Regions from separate parts of the Homo sapiens genome. Here region 1 is linked to region 2. A link is an interaction called in ENCODE POLR2A ChIA-PET data of the cell type or tissue named here. Cell type or tissue: CD4-positive, alpha-beta T cell. All regions are shown on one strand. Links, peaks and the distances in the headings refer to the core of each region. The heading gives the core; the rest is flanking DNA.

The links. Peaks named below come from ENCODE experiments on the same cell type or tissue, not always from the same donor. Only the 100,000 strongest peaks of a DNase experiment are listed, where the experiment ranks them.
Region 1: POLR2A ChIA-PET joins it to region 2 with 5 read pairs; 2 of 35 experiments call an interaction of 5 or more read pairs at or near these places.

Annotation. Positions count from the first base shown.
Region 1 is chr20:49,666,633-49,671,632 of GRCh38, forward strand. All of the region lies in intron 1 of B4GALT5 (beta-1,4-galactosyltransferase 5), which reads right to left. Among named protein-coding and RNA genes, the nearest start is that of B4GALT5, 45 kb to the right of the region's middle. In CD4-positive, alpha-beta T cell, for the core only: no CTCF peak of the experiment used is centred there; DNase peaks (open chromatin) are centred at 2,149 and 3,159; H3K4me3 peaks cover 1,736 bases; H3K27ac peaks cover 1,216 bases.
Region 2 is chr20:49,083,567-49,091,167 of GRCh38, forward strand. CSE1L (chromosome segregation 1 like) reads left to right here. Exons shown (of 25, transcript NM_001316.4): 15 at 460-596; 16 at 1,717-1,820; 17 at 4,443-4,540; 18 at 5,681-5,831; 19 at 5,972-6,180; 20 at 7,176-7,273; 21 at 7,371-7,456. Among named protein-coding and RNA genes, the nearest start is that of CSE1L, 41 kb to the left of the region's middle. In CD4-positive, alpha-beta T cell, for the core only: no CTCF peak of the experiment used is centred there; no DNase peak of the experiment used is centred there.

The DNA.
Region 1 (5,000 bases), core at 1-5,000, 580 kb after region 2:
TGCTTGCTAGTGCTCTCTCCTTCCCCCATATACAAAATACACAGATAAGACACAATAAAAATTAAGGAAAAACAAAATGTGCCAAAGGAATGTTGAAGTTTGATTTCTGCCATGCTAGAGTATCTGCAAAACCTGCATTATCTTTTTAGACCAATATTTTGTGGAAAAAGCACAACCTGAAAAATAATTCAACCTTACCCCCAAACAAGCAGATGATCAGTGTTCACTGCTCTGCACAACAGGTAAAGAAAGAATCTGCTTATTCTGCTTATAAAGAGATGGATTCCTATACAACTAATAATGCATTTATTGAGTCCTTATGTGCCAGCACCTTTCCAAATGCCTGTGTTTTATCTCATTTCATCCTCACAATAACTGAGAGGCAGGTTGTTACCATCAATTTAGAGATGAAAAAAACTCAGGTCTGAATACGCAATCTGACCATGTGGAGCCAAGATTTCACAGCAGGCTTTGTCTCCAGAGTCCAGATTTTTAACAAACATGCTCTACTGCCTCTCAGATGCTCAATCCCCTGAATCCACAGCTACTATGCTGCCCACACTTTGTTTGATTCCTTTTACTTGGATCTTTTTGAAGTGTTTTTTTTTTTTTGGCTTGTGTTGTTGTTGTTTTTTTTGAGACGGACTCTCGCTGTCACCCAGGCTGGAGTGCAGTGGCGCGATCTCAGCTCACTGCAGGCTGCGCCCCCCAGGGGTTCACGCCATTCTCCTGCCTCAGCCTCCCGAGTAGCTGGGACTACAGGTGCCTGCCACCTCGCCCGGCTAATTTTTTTTGTATTTTTAGTAGAGACGGGGTTTCACTGTGTCAGCCAGGATGGTCTCGATCTCCTGACCTTGTGATCCACCCGCCTTGGCCTCCCAAAGTGCTGGGATTACAGGTGTGAGCCACCGCGCCCGGCCTGTTGTTGTTTTTGACAGGATCTTGCTCTGTCACTCAGGCTGGAGTGCAGTGGCACGATCATGGCTCACTGCAGTCTTAACCTCCCTGGCTCAAGCAGTCCTCACACTTTGGCCTCCCAAAGTGCTGGGATTATAGGTGTGAGCCACCCCGCATGGCCAATATTACCTGGATCTTTACTGTCAACATGTCATATATTTCAGGCTTCCAATATTCCACTTCAGGAGTGGGTGCCAATACTCACGCTATAATGCATCCCCCAAATTTTATAAGTTTGAAGCTCTAATGTGAATCATGAATTTTTCCATTTTAAATCTGCTTAAAATGCTGGATACTCATACTATGCATTACATACATTAACATACATTTAAGAGAGAAAATACAGCTTTTTTAAGATACAAGGAATTTTTGGCAGCAAAATTTACACCCATTGTCTTATCTATTTAAATATTTTGGAGCAACCGTGTGACAATTTTCATACAAAAAGTGTTTAAAGAGAACTGGGAGGAGGGGGGACACATACACACATTAACAAAGTAAATAATACAAAAAAATATTTTGGGGGAAAAATTGATTTGAGGAAACTTTTGCTTTCCTAATCCTTCTCATTTGAGGCAGAAAAATCACAAAGTCATTCGTAGGTTTCATTTTTCACCCTAATTACTATTCCTAGCTATTAAAAAAATCCAAGTGGTAAAAATTAACAGCTATGAAGTACCCTATAAACATTTCCACTGACCTATTAGTCTACCATCTGTTAAATTATTAAACTGTACATAAGATTAGACATGAAAATGCTGTCTAAACAGATACTAGATGGCTGGGTAGCCTATGGTAAGTACTTTACTGATCTAAGCTTCAGCTTTGCTTCCCCCAAAATTCTTAATAGCATGACCAGTTATCAACCCTCAGAAGTACCAATATCCACATGCACAGCCACATAACCTCAGTATAAGCTTGGGTGGGAGAAAACTGTAAATTACCTTGCTGGTTCCATTGAAACTGAACACGTACACTTATCAAAACAACCCTGCGGAGAATGGGTGGGGGTGGGGGGGGCGTCAGGGTATGACGGATGTTGCTGATGGGAATGTGCTAGAGGCACAAGACCAGCACTGCCACACTCCTCTGTGGAACTGAAACCAGAACAAAGGCTCTGCTCCCCTCACCTCCGCACCCCCTCGTCCTAATCTCTGTCCGTCACCGCCCCCACTCCACCGACCAATCCCTGTCCCTGAATTGCCTTGTGGTTCCAGCCTCCCACCCCCACTGACACCTCCTCTGTATGAACGTGCTTTTGTGACACCCGCTCATACTAAGCTTTTTTTTTAGACAGTGTCTCGTCCTGTCACCCAGGCTGGATTGCAGTGGCACAAACACAGCTCACTGCAACCTCAACTTCCTTGGCTCAAGCAATCCTCCTGCCTCAGCCTCCTGTGTAGCTGGGACCACAGGCGTACACCACCACATCTGGTGAATTTTTTTATTTTTGTAGAGGTAGAATCTCACTTTGTTGCCCAGGCTGGTCTCAAACTCCTGGGCTCAAGCAATCCTCCTGCCTCAGCCTCCCAAACTGCTGGGATTACATGTGAGAGCCATCATGCCCAGCCAATACTAAGCTTTAATGTCCCTTTCCTAGCTTTTCCTGGTATCATCCCACCCCCAAGATTAGAACTGCCTACACCTATCTTTGGGCTCTTTCTCAACTGATACACCAACTTCTATCCATGACCTCTACAAATTTGAGCATGTCTCTCTCTTCCAATAGACTGTAAGCTCCTTAAGAGTACAGACAGTCTTATTCTTTTCTTCATCAACTTCTGATAAATAGTAGGCATTTAGCTATTTATTAAAGAATTACATAGGCTGGGCGTGGTTGCTCACACCTGTAATCCCAGCACTTTGGGAGGCTGAGGCAGGTGGATCACCTGAGGTCAGGAGTTCGCAACCAACCTGACCAACATGGAGAAACACCGTCTCTACTAAAAATACAAAATCAGCCGAGCATGGTGGTGCATGCCTGTAATCCCAGTTACTCGGGAGGCTGAGAAAGGAGAATCACTTGAACCTGGGAGGCGGATGTTGCAGTGAGCTAAGATCGCGCCATTGCACTCCAGCCTGGGCAACAAGAGCGAAACTCCACCTCAAAAAAAAAAAAAAAAAGAATTATAGCTTGGCACACAGATGCTGTGATAGCCGGAGGAGTTGCCTTGCTTTTTTAAGGTAGAAGTATACTGGTTTTTCTGCAACCACAAAAAAAAAGGCTATAAGCCAGAAAAGGTCATAGTGAAACTGATACTTCACCAACTGTGCTGGTGTTCGTGCAGACTGGTATAAACCCTTTGGGAAAACTATTTGCAAATTCAACAATAGCCATAAAAATGCTCATACCTTCTGAGCTAGCAAAGTATCCTAAATATGAGGCTATTCTATGCACAAAGTTTTTACTTACATTATTTCTAAAAGCAAAATCTTGGGAAACAACTCAAAATCAACAACCAGCAGCTCTCAGTGCTGCTCTGCCTGTGGAGTAGCCAGTTTCTTTTCTTCTCTAATAAACTTGCTTTCACTTACTAAAACAACAGCACATAAACTGTGACACAAAACTTGACGGAATCTTACACATCTTTAAAAGTGAAAACTATGCAACCTTATCACCATACACCTTATGTATAATATTTAGCATAGACTATCACATTTTTAACAACATGAAAAAAGTTCTGCTATATCTTGACAACTATTGCTAAGGAATAAGAACATGTATCAGGCTAAAACAGACTTGAGGCAAATTTACCAACCTGCTTTGCTGTTAGGGAGTAACAGTGATGTGAGATGACCTTTTTTCCTTCTGTTTTACCAATGTTCTTTACAACAGTAATGATTTATTTTTTTGAGACAGGGTCTTACTATGTTGCCCAGGCTGGTCTCAAATTCCTGAGCTCAAGAGATCTTCATGCCTTAGCTCCCAAGCAGCTGGGACTACAGGCATGCATCATGGTGTCTGACTGAGTGAGGGTTTAAAAGAATGCAATTCTATAGCAAAAAGTTGAATTTCTTCAACACTGAACTGCTATCTGCCTACAACTAAGTTTCTTCTAACCCTTTGCAAACATGTAACGTAAAATTTTAAGTTGACACTACAAACTGCTTGTCTAAATGAGTCAAAAGACTGATACCTGTTCTACCAAAGCCTCACCAACATTCAGAGGCTTTGGTGGAACAGGTATCCCACACCTTGTTGATGGAAACAAATTGATATAACCTCTAGAGAGGTTGGCAATACAGATCAAAGTGAAATGTTCATACTCTAACCCAGTAGTTCCTACTTTCAGGTATTCATCCTAAAGAAATAATTGGATAAATAACAAATGTGTTCAATACTGTTTATCTCAGTGCTACTTATAAAAGCAAAACTCCAACCTATCTATGCACCAAAAGGGTCTGGAAAAAAAATTATGGCAAAATCAGACCATGACTAACTCAGCTATCACTGAAATAATGATTATTGTTTTAGAAGTACTCACTATTTAAAAATCATACCGTGCAGGCCAGGCACGGTGGCTCATGCCTATAATCCCAGCACTTTGGGAGGCCAAGGTGGGCGGATCACCTGAGGTCAGGAGTTCAAGATCAGCCTGGTCAACATGGCGAAACCCCATCTCTACAAAAAATACAAAAATTAACCGGGTGTGGTGGTGCATGCCTGTAACCCCAGCTACTCAGGAGGCTGAGGTGGATCACTTGAACTTGGGAAGCAGAGGTTGTGGTGAGTTGAAATCATGCCACTACACTCCAGCCTGAGTGACAGAGTGAGACTCTGTCTCAAAAAATAATAATTTTCTGAGATTATGTCTGCATTTGTGCTAAATAATTTACGCTAGGAGCAGTAATAAAAGCAGAGATGAAGCTATTGATTCAAGACGGTATATACATTGTATATATACTACATACAGTATATCACATTTGTGTTAAAGACACAAAGGAAAATATAAGCCTAGAACAGTTTTAGAAATCACTTATCAAGATGTTCAGTGTTTTTTATCTCTGTGTGGCAGAATTACAGGTCATCTGGGTTGTCTTTT
Region 2 (7,601 bases), core at 1,269-6,268:
GAGGCTTTTCTAGTTTAGACTAATGAATGTTTCAAATTTAGAGGTTTTTAATGAAGATTGTTCTCGTATTTGTTGCTTTTTGGGGGTGGGAAGAGAACAAAAAATGAGACACAAAAAGGTTAAATAACTTTTTCAAGAAATATCTGCTAGTGATGATTCTTAAGTTTGGTGAAATCTTAGTCTCCTTCTCTGTGATATTATTATTTTATGGTATGTTGATTTATCTGCAAGATGTTATCCTCATAGTTTTGTGCTCTGAAAAGGAGAATTTAGAAAGTGGAAATTGAACCATTATGTGCAAGTGAAAGTTTTGGTTTCTGGGCAGCAGCATCTCCTATTATAACAGAGCTTAAAAATAGCAAATTGTTCTTTAAATCAACAGGTCCTTCTCTTCCAATTGTCTTTTACTCAAATATGGAATCATTGCATTTAGAGCATGTATATTATTGTGTTTTTTAGGTGCCAAAAGAACATCTTTTAGTCTCGATTCCTCTCTTGATTAATCATCTTCAAGCTGAAAGTATTGTTGTTCATACTTACGCAGCTCATGCTCTTGAACGGCTCTTTACTATGCGAGGGCCTAACAATGCCACTCTGTGAGTATTTTATTCTAAAGTTTTTTAGCCTGGGGTAGGGGCTGTACTGTGCTGGTCAAAGATATCTGAATGTTTTCATAATTTCACTAGTGGGAAAACAAATGTCTGCTTTCTATTCCTTTATACTCTGTTTCATTCTAAAAGCATTTGAGGCTGCTTACTAAAATAGGTGCATTATGACAATACAATTTAATAAACTGGAGCCAAGGAAAGTAACTGAGATAAAGTTAATAAACAGAAATGTGTGTCAAAGGATCCTATATAGTAGTCCAAGAAACTCCAAATTTTATTTGGAGTCTCTTAGCAGCCAGGGCAAAGAGGGAAACTTGGGAAGTTAAAATTTTCACAGGGTCTATGAGATAAAAGTTAAAGCAGAGAATACTGTACAATAGTAGTAGTAGTGTTCTCAGCAACAATCATGTAACAGTTATTTTCATGTGGCTATTTGCGTAAGGTCACTTATTTCTGAGATATGACCTAACCGAATGAAAGTAATTCACTGGGGACCAAGAAAATAGGTCTTCTGGCCTGAACCAGGATGAAATGTAGAGGAATGGATGGTCTGCATGTCTTTCAGGCCACTATTCAACAGTATTATTTCTTGAAATGAGCTTTGGGTAAGAGATGGAAAACAGTTCTAGGTTCTTTCCTTCATCAAGAACTTGAAGTACAGATACTCTCAGTGGCCAATTAAGGGTAGAAAGGACATCCTTTGAGGTGAGTCAAGCCAGTACCTATCTTCAGGCCCAGAATTTATGCAGAAAACAGTTCTGAATCTTGGCTCCACCTCCAAAAACAAAATAAATGACAGAGTCCCCTGAGATTCTGAGTTCTTTCTCAGTGGTAATAGATATAAACCAGGGACAACTGTTTCAACTTCAGATGTTGTTGGGTTTAGCTGGCTTTTTGGTTCAGTTGTGTTTGGTTCTCGATGTGCCTTCTTAGGAGCCTAACATGAGCACATGTAAAAAAATTATTTTCCTAAACTGTCTATCAATTGTCAGTGGTGGGAGATGGCTCAGTTTTATGCTGAGAAGGGTGACATAGTGGTTGCCAAGGGTAATCTGCAGTGACAAGCTCAAGAGTTGGTAGTGACTGAAAGCTGTTTTTTCATCTATAGCTTTACAGCTGCAGAAATCGCACCGTTTGTTGAGATTCTGCTAACAAACCTTTTCAAAGCTCTCACACTTCCTGGCTCTTCAGAAAATGAATATATTATGAAAGGTAGGCTGTTTCCCTGGTGTGCAGACTACAGGTATCCAATCTCAGATTGTAAGGGTGAGCACTCTGAGTTATACTTCAGGTTATACAGTCTATGAACCAGATAATGTTTACCAAGTAGTAAGTTAGTTTAGATATTTCAAAATGAAAAACATTATCTTGTTTACTACTAACAATAATTTTTTTTTTTTTTTTTTTTTTTTTTTGAGATGGAGCCTTGCTCTGTTGCCCAGGCTGAAGTGCAGTGGCTTGATCTCAGCTCACTGCCACCTCTCCCTCCTGGGTTCAAGCGATTCTCCTGCCTCAGCCTCCCGAGTAACTGGGATTACAGGTGCACTCCACCATGCCCGGTTAATTTTTGTATTTTTAGTAGAGACAGGGTTTTGCCATATTGGCCAGGCTGGTCTCAAACTCCTGACCTCAAATATCTGCCCGCCTCAGCCTCCCAAAGTGCTGGGATTAGAGGCCACTGCACCTGGCCAACAGTAATCTTAATTTGATATGGAACTTCTCATTACAGAAAATGTAGCAAAGCCCTTTTTTCCTTCCCTAGATTGAGTTTCTTTAAGGCAAAGAAGAGATCATGCAACGTTTATTAACTGCATGCTCACCTAGGTAGGGGTGAAATGTGGGTGCCTGTGGTAGACTCTGCACAAATCGTGTCTTCTTACGTACTGCCAAGGACACAGGCAGCTGTATCCATCCACAGGCTGGTGTATCCATCCACCAGGCACTACATTAGTTGAGTGTCCTGGTGCCAGCTCTGAATTTAGAGATAGTCTCAGTGTTTTTCACTGTTGCATCCCAAAAGCCTAGCACATTGGGTTGTAGGAAGCACTTTTCAGAGAAACTCCCTGATCTTTTCAGTCTGGATCAGAAATCCTAGAGTGGATGTGTGTATCTGGGTGTATGTTTCCAACACTATCCTTCCCCCAACAATGATGTATAATTGTGTAATTATTGTTGTTTAATGTCCTTTTTTTTTTTTTTTTTTTTTTTGAGATGGAGTTTCACTCTTGTTGCCCAGGCTGGAGTGCAATGGCACAATCTCAGCTCACTGCAGCCTCACTCTCCTGGGTTCAAGCGATTCGCCTGCCTCAGCCTCCCGAGTAGCTAGGATTACAGGCGTGTGCTACCATGCCCAGCTAATTTTGTATTTTTAGTAGAGACAGGGTTTCTGCATGTTGGTCAGGCTGGTCTTGAACTCCCGACCTCAGGTGATCCACCCGCCTCAGCCTCCCAAAGTGCTGGGATTACAGGTGTGAGCCACTGCGCCCAGCCTTAATGTCCATTTCTATGAGAGCGGCTAACTAGTCTGTAATCTTCATTACTGTGTTTTTAGGGTATGTAAGAATACACAGTATGTAATACCTTCTCTGTACGGTTGTATGAGTGAATGAAATAATTCTGCGCCAGCCTAGTGGAGGAGCACCAATTTATCCTCTAGCCCTTTTAACCCAGGTCAGGGAAGGATTTTCTCTAGGAAGTGATCTCTAAGCTGAGATATGACCTAACCGAACGTTAGGTGTGAGGGATAGGTAGCAATCTGTTGAAGGGTGGATGAGTCTTTGACTCCAGTAGAGGAGGAAACATGATGTGCAGAGTTCAGGAGGCAAGAGCAGATAGCTTTCTGTCCTTTATGCTTGGCATGTATTTGGGGCTCTGCTTAGTAAACATTTATTTTAGAAATGTTATTTGTGGAAAGAGAGCTTTTATACATTTTTAGCTGACAAATTTATTTTTCTCCCATGCTTCCTATTTTTAACCCATTTATGGTCTTTTGAGCAATATTTTTGCAATTTGGACTCTGTGGCTTTACATGTATTTTTAGAATTTTTTTAGGCTCCTAATCTCTTTTTTTGAGGGAGGTGGATAGGCAGTTTTCTCTTCAGTTTCCTGTAGTTTGTGATCATGTTTCCTTTAGGCTAGGGCTAAACATTTTCTGATGCTGGTTTCTTTTTCTTTTTCTTTTTTTTTTTTTTTTTTGAGAGAGAGAGGGAGTCTCGCTCTGTCTCCCAGGCTGGAGTGCAGTGGCATGATCTTGGCTCACTGCAACCTCCACTTCCCAGGTTCAAGCGATTCTCAAGCCTCAGCCTCCCGAGTAGCTGGGACTACAGACGTGCACCACATACCTGGCTAATTTTGCTATTTTTAATGGAGATGGGTTTTGCCATGTTAGCCAGGTTGGTCTCAGACTCTAGCCTCAAGTGATCCGCCAGCCTCGGCCTCCCAAAGTGCTGGGGTTACAGGTGTGAGCCACCAAGCATGGCCTCTGCTACTGATTTCTAAGAGAAAGAGACCCCAAACAGTTCTCTCTCAGACTCACCTGCTCCATTCATGTCAGCTCACTGTTTCTTCCTCTTAGTCAACCTCTTTAATTATTTTTTAAACCTTGAGCCTTCTAGAAATACTCAGTATTTCCCAGCTAAATTTTGTTGCCAACCCGTCCTAATTTTAAAAGGAAGGGAAATTTAGATTATTTTTAAATGTAGAGAGCTATCTCGGGGTTGTCTAAGCATCTTAAAATTTAGTTGATGAATTAGTGCGCTTTTTTCCCCCCAGTCGCTCTCTTATTCTGAAGTTTAACTAAACTCTATTTGTTTTTGCTGTTTTTGTATTTTACAGCTATCATGAGAAGTTTTTCTCTCCTACAAGAAGCCATAATCCCCTACATCCCTACTCTCATCACTCAGCTTACACAGAAGCTATTAGCTGTTAGTAAGGTAATAGAGCCAATTTTGAAAGTGGGGTTCCTTTTTTATTTGCTCCAAACTGTTTGGGCCTCAGAACTCTTTGGCATTACGTGAAGCTTTAGAGAAGGTCTGTGAATTCTTCCTGACCAGCCACTAATGGACTTTTCTGAAAGTGTGGGCATGCTGTTAGATTGGAGACGTAATAGCAGTCACCTTTAAGTGTGTGCTAGAAGCTTGAATACATTTTCATTCTCATTACAAAAGTAACATGTTTATTGTAGAAAAAGAAAGTGCAGATGATCCAAAATTACCTTAAATGGAGTTAAGTAGGCTTTGCACTAAATGGATATAAAAGAGGCTGTCTGGACTTCTATGAAATGATGATTAAAATCCTTTGTGTTGTCTTTTCTTCCTTACTCTTATTTCTCAAAAGGAAAGTTCACTCTGATCAAAATTTTACAGATACTTAGATTCATGTTTATTAACACTAAATTTTAGAAAATAAATCCGTTTAAGGCTGACAGAATTCCTTTTTAGATGCTATTCTTGATCTTATGAGAATTAGATCAATTCATAGGAAGTGTTGGAGGGATTTTGGAGAACAGAGTGATTATTATTCAACTGAGTTAGGGCTAAGGGTCTTTGGACTACTTAGGGCCTTGAGGGATGGAGCGGGGAGGGAACCCAAGTCTCCGCCTCCCATATGTATTACCATCTCATGTTCTGATTGAGTTAGATTTGTATGCTAGTAGCCTTCCAAGAACTTGTTTAAAGAAAAATGGGGTTTTGTTGCTTAAAAAGAACATAAAAAACTACTCATTTGGGGGATTATCAGTAAGTAGACATAGACATTGAGGCCCACAGAAGTTAAGGCTAGTGGCATTACTAGGACTTAGTATTTCTTCTCTGCGAGGGCACGTGGGCTTAAGACAAGTTACAGCTCTGGGATCTGAGGTTTGTATAAGCAACTCTGTAACTCTGAAGTATTTTTTTCATGGTGGACTTTGGGCCATTTAAAAAAAAATTCAAATGAACAAGCACTAGGGTATAATTGGTGTTTTTTTCTTAATTTTGATTTTTAAAAAATAAGATGGCCTCTATTTTAAATGTGTTTTATAAAGGTTAGGTGTGGATTATTAGCATAATTAGGTTTTTTTTTTTTAATTTCAGAACCCAAGCAAACCTCACTTTAATCACTACATGTTTGAAGCAATATGTTTATCCATAAGAATAACTTGCAAAGCTAACCCTGCTGCTGTTGTAAATTTTGAGGAGGCTTTGTTTTTGGTGTTTACTGAAATCTTACAAAATGATGTGCAAGGTAAGTTAACGGAAATTATTTTCTTTGTAATGGAATAAAATTAACATGGCTATAAAATGCAGCCCACCTAAGCGATGTGGGCCTTTTGTGTCAGTCATTCCTTCTGAAGCTCACAGCTCTGTTTTTACTTTTATCAACAGAATTTATTCCATACGTCTTTCAAGTGATGTCTTTGCTTCTGGAAACACACAAAAATGACATCCCGTCTTCCTATATGGCCTTATTTCCTCATCTCCTTCAGCCAGTGCTTTGGGAAAGAACAGGAAATATTCCTGCTCTAGTGAGGCTTCTTCAAGCATTCTTAGAACGCGGTTCAAACACAATAGCAAGTGCTGCAGCTGACAAAATTGTGCGTCAGGTTTTGATATAACTGTAATTTTATAAAGTAGCTTGGAGAAACTGGGGATGGCAGATGTTTGAAATTTTTTTATTTAAAATAAATTTAAGGCTGGGGGCAGTGGCTCAAGCCCACCACTTTGGGAGCCTCTAGTGGGAGGATCCCTTGAGCCGAGGAGTTTAAGACCAGCCTAGGCAACGTGGTGAGATCTATCTCTACAAAGGAAAAAAAAGCTTTTTAATTAGTTGGACACAGTGGAGCATGCCTGTGGTCCCATCTACTTGGGAGGCTAAGGTGAGAGGGTCGCTTGAGCCCAGGAGTTTAAGGCTGCAGTGAGCCATGATCTCACCATTGCACTCCATCCTGGGCAACAGAGCTAGACCCTGTCTCTTAAAAAAAATAATAATAATAATAACGGAAATAATTAGTAGAAAATGTTATGGTATGTTTTATCAGAATTCTGTATCCTTTAGTTATTTATATCCATGATGGAAAATTTTAAAAACAGAGCCAAACAGGTTGATTTTAAGAACTTAACTTTGGTCGGGCGTGGTGGCTCACACCTGTAATCTCAGCACTTTGGGAGGCCGAGGTGGGCAGATCACCTGAGGTCAGGAGTTCAAGACCAGCCTGGCCAACATGGCGAAACCCCGTCTCTACTAAAAATAAAAATTAGGTGGGTGTGGTGGCACGTGCCTGTAATCCCAGCTACTCAGAAGGCTGAGGCAGGAGAATCGCTTGAACCTGGGAAGCAGAGGTTGCAGTGAGCCAAGATCGCCCCATTGCACTCTAGCCTGGGCAACAAGAGTGAAACTCCGTCTCAAAGAAAAAAAAAATTACTTTAATGGCTACGCGGGAGGAATTGTTCCCCATATGTTTCAGAAATAATTAAAGAGAAAAGGATAGATTATTACAGTATGAACTCTGTTTTAAGACATATATCATGTTTAACTTTTCGAATAATTATTCCTGTTAACCATTTTCTGTTGGATCTCATTTCTTAACAGCCTGGGTTACTAGGTGTCTTTCAGAAGCTGATTGCATCCAAAGCAAATGACCACCAAGGTTTTTATCTTCTAAACAGTATAATAGAGCACATGCCTCCGTGAGTATGACTAGAACTTTGTGCATTTATTTAGAAATTTTGTTAGGTGCTCAGAAAAGTCCTAAATTTATATTGTTGATTTTTTTTAATTCTTTAGTGAATCAGTTGACCAATATAGGAAACAAATCTTCATTCTGCTATTCCAGAGACTTCAGAATTCCAAAACAACCAAGTTTATCAAGAGTAAGTAAAATCATCTGGATGTTCTACAGAAGTAATGAAAGAAGGTAGCTAAAACCCTTAGACTTTATGGTTGCAGATACATTTTTTATCCGTTTTAAACTTTATGCAAAAAATACTTGGCCACGTGTGGAGGTTCATGCCTGTA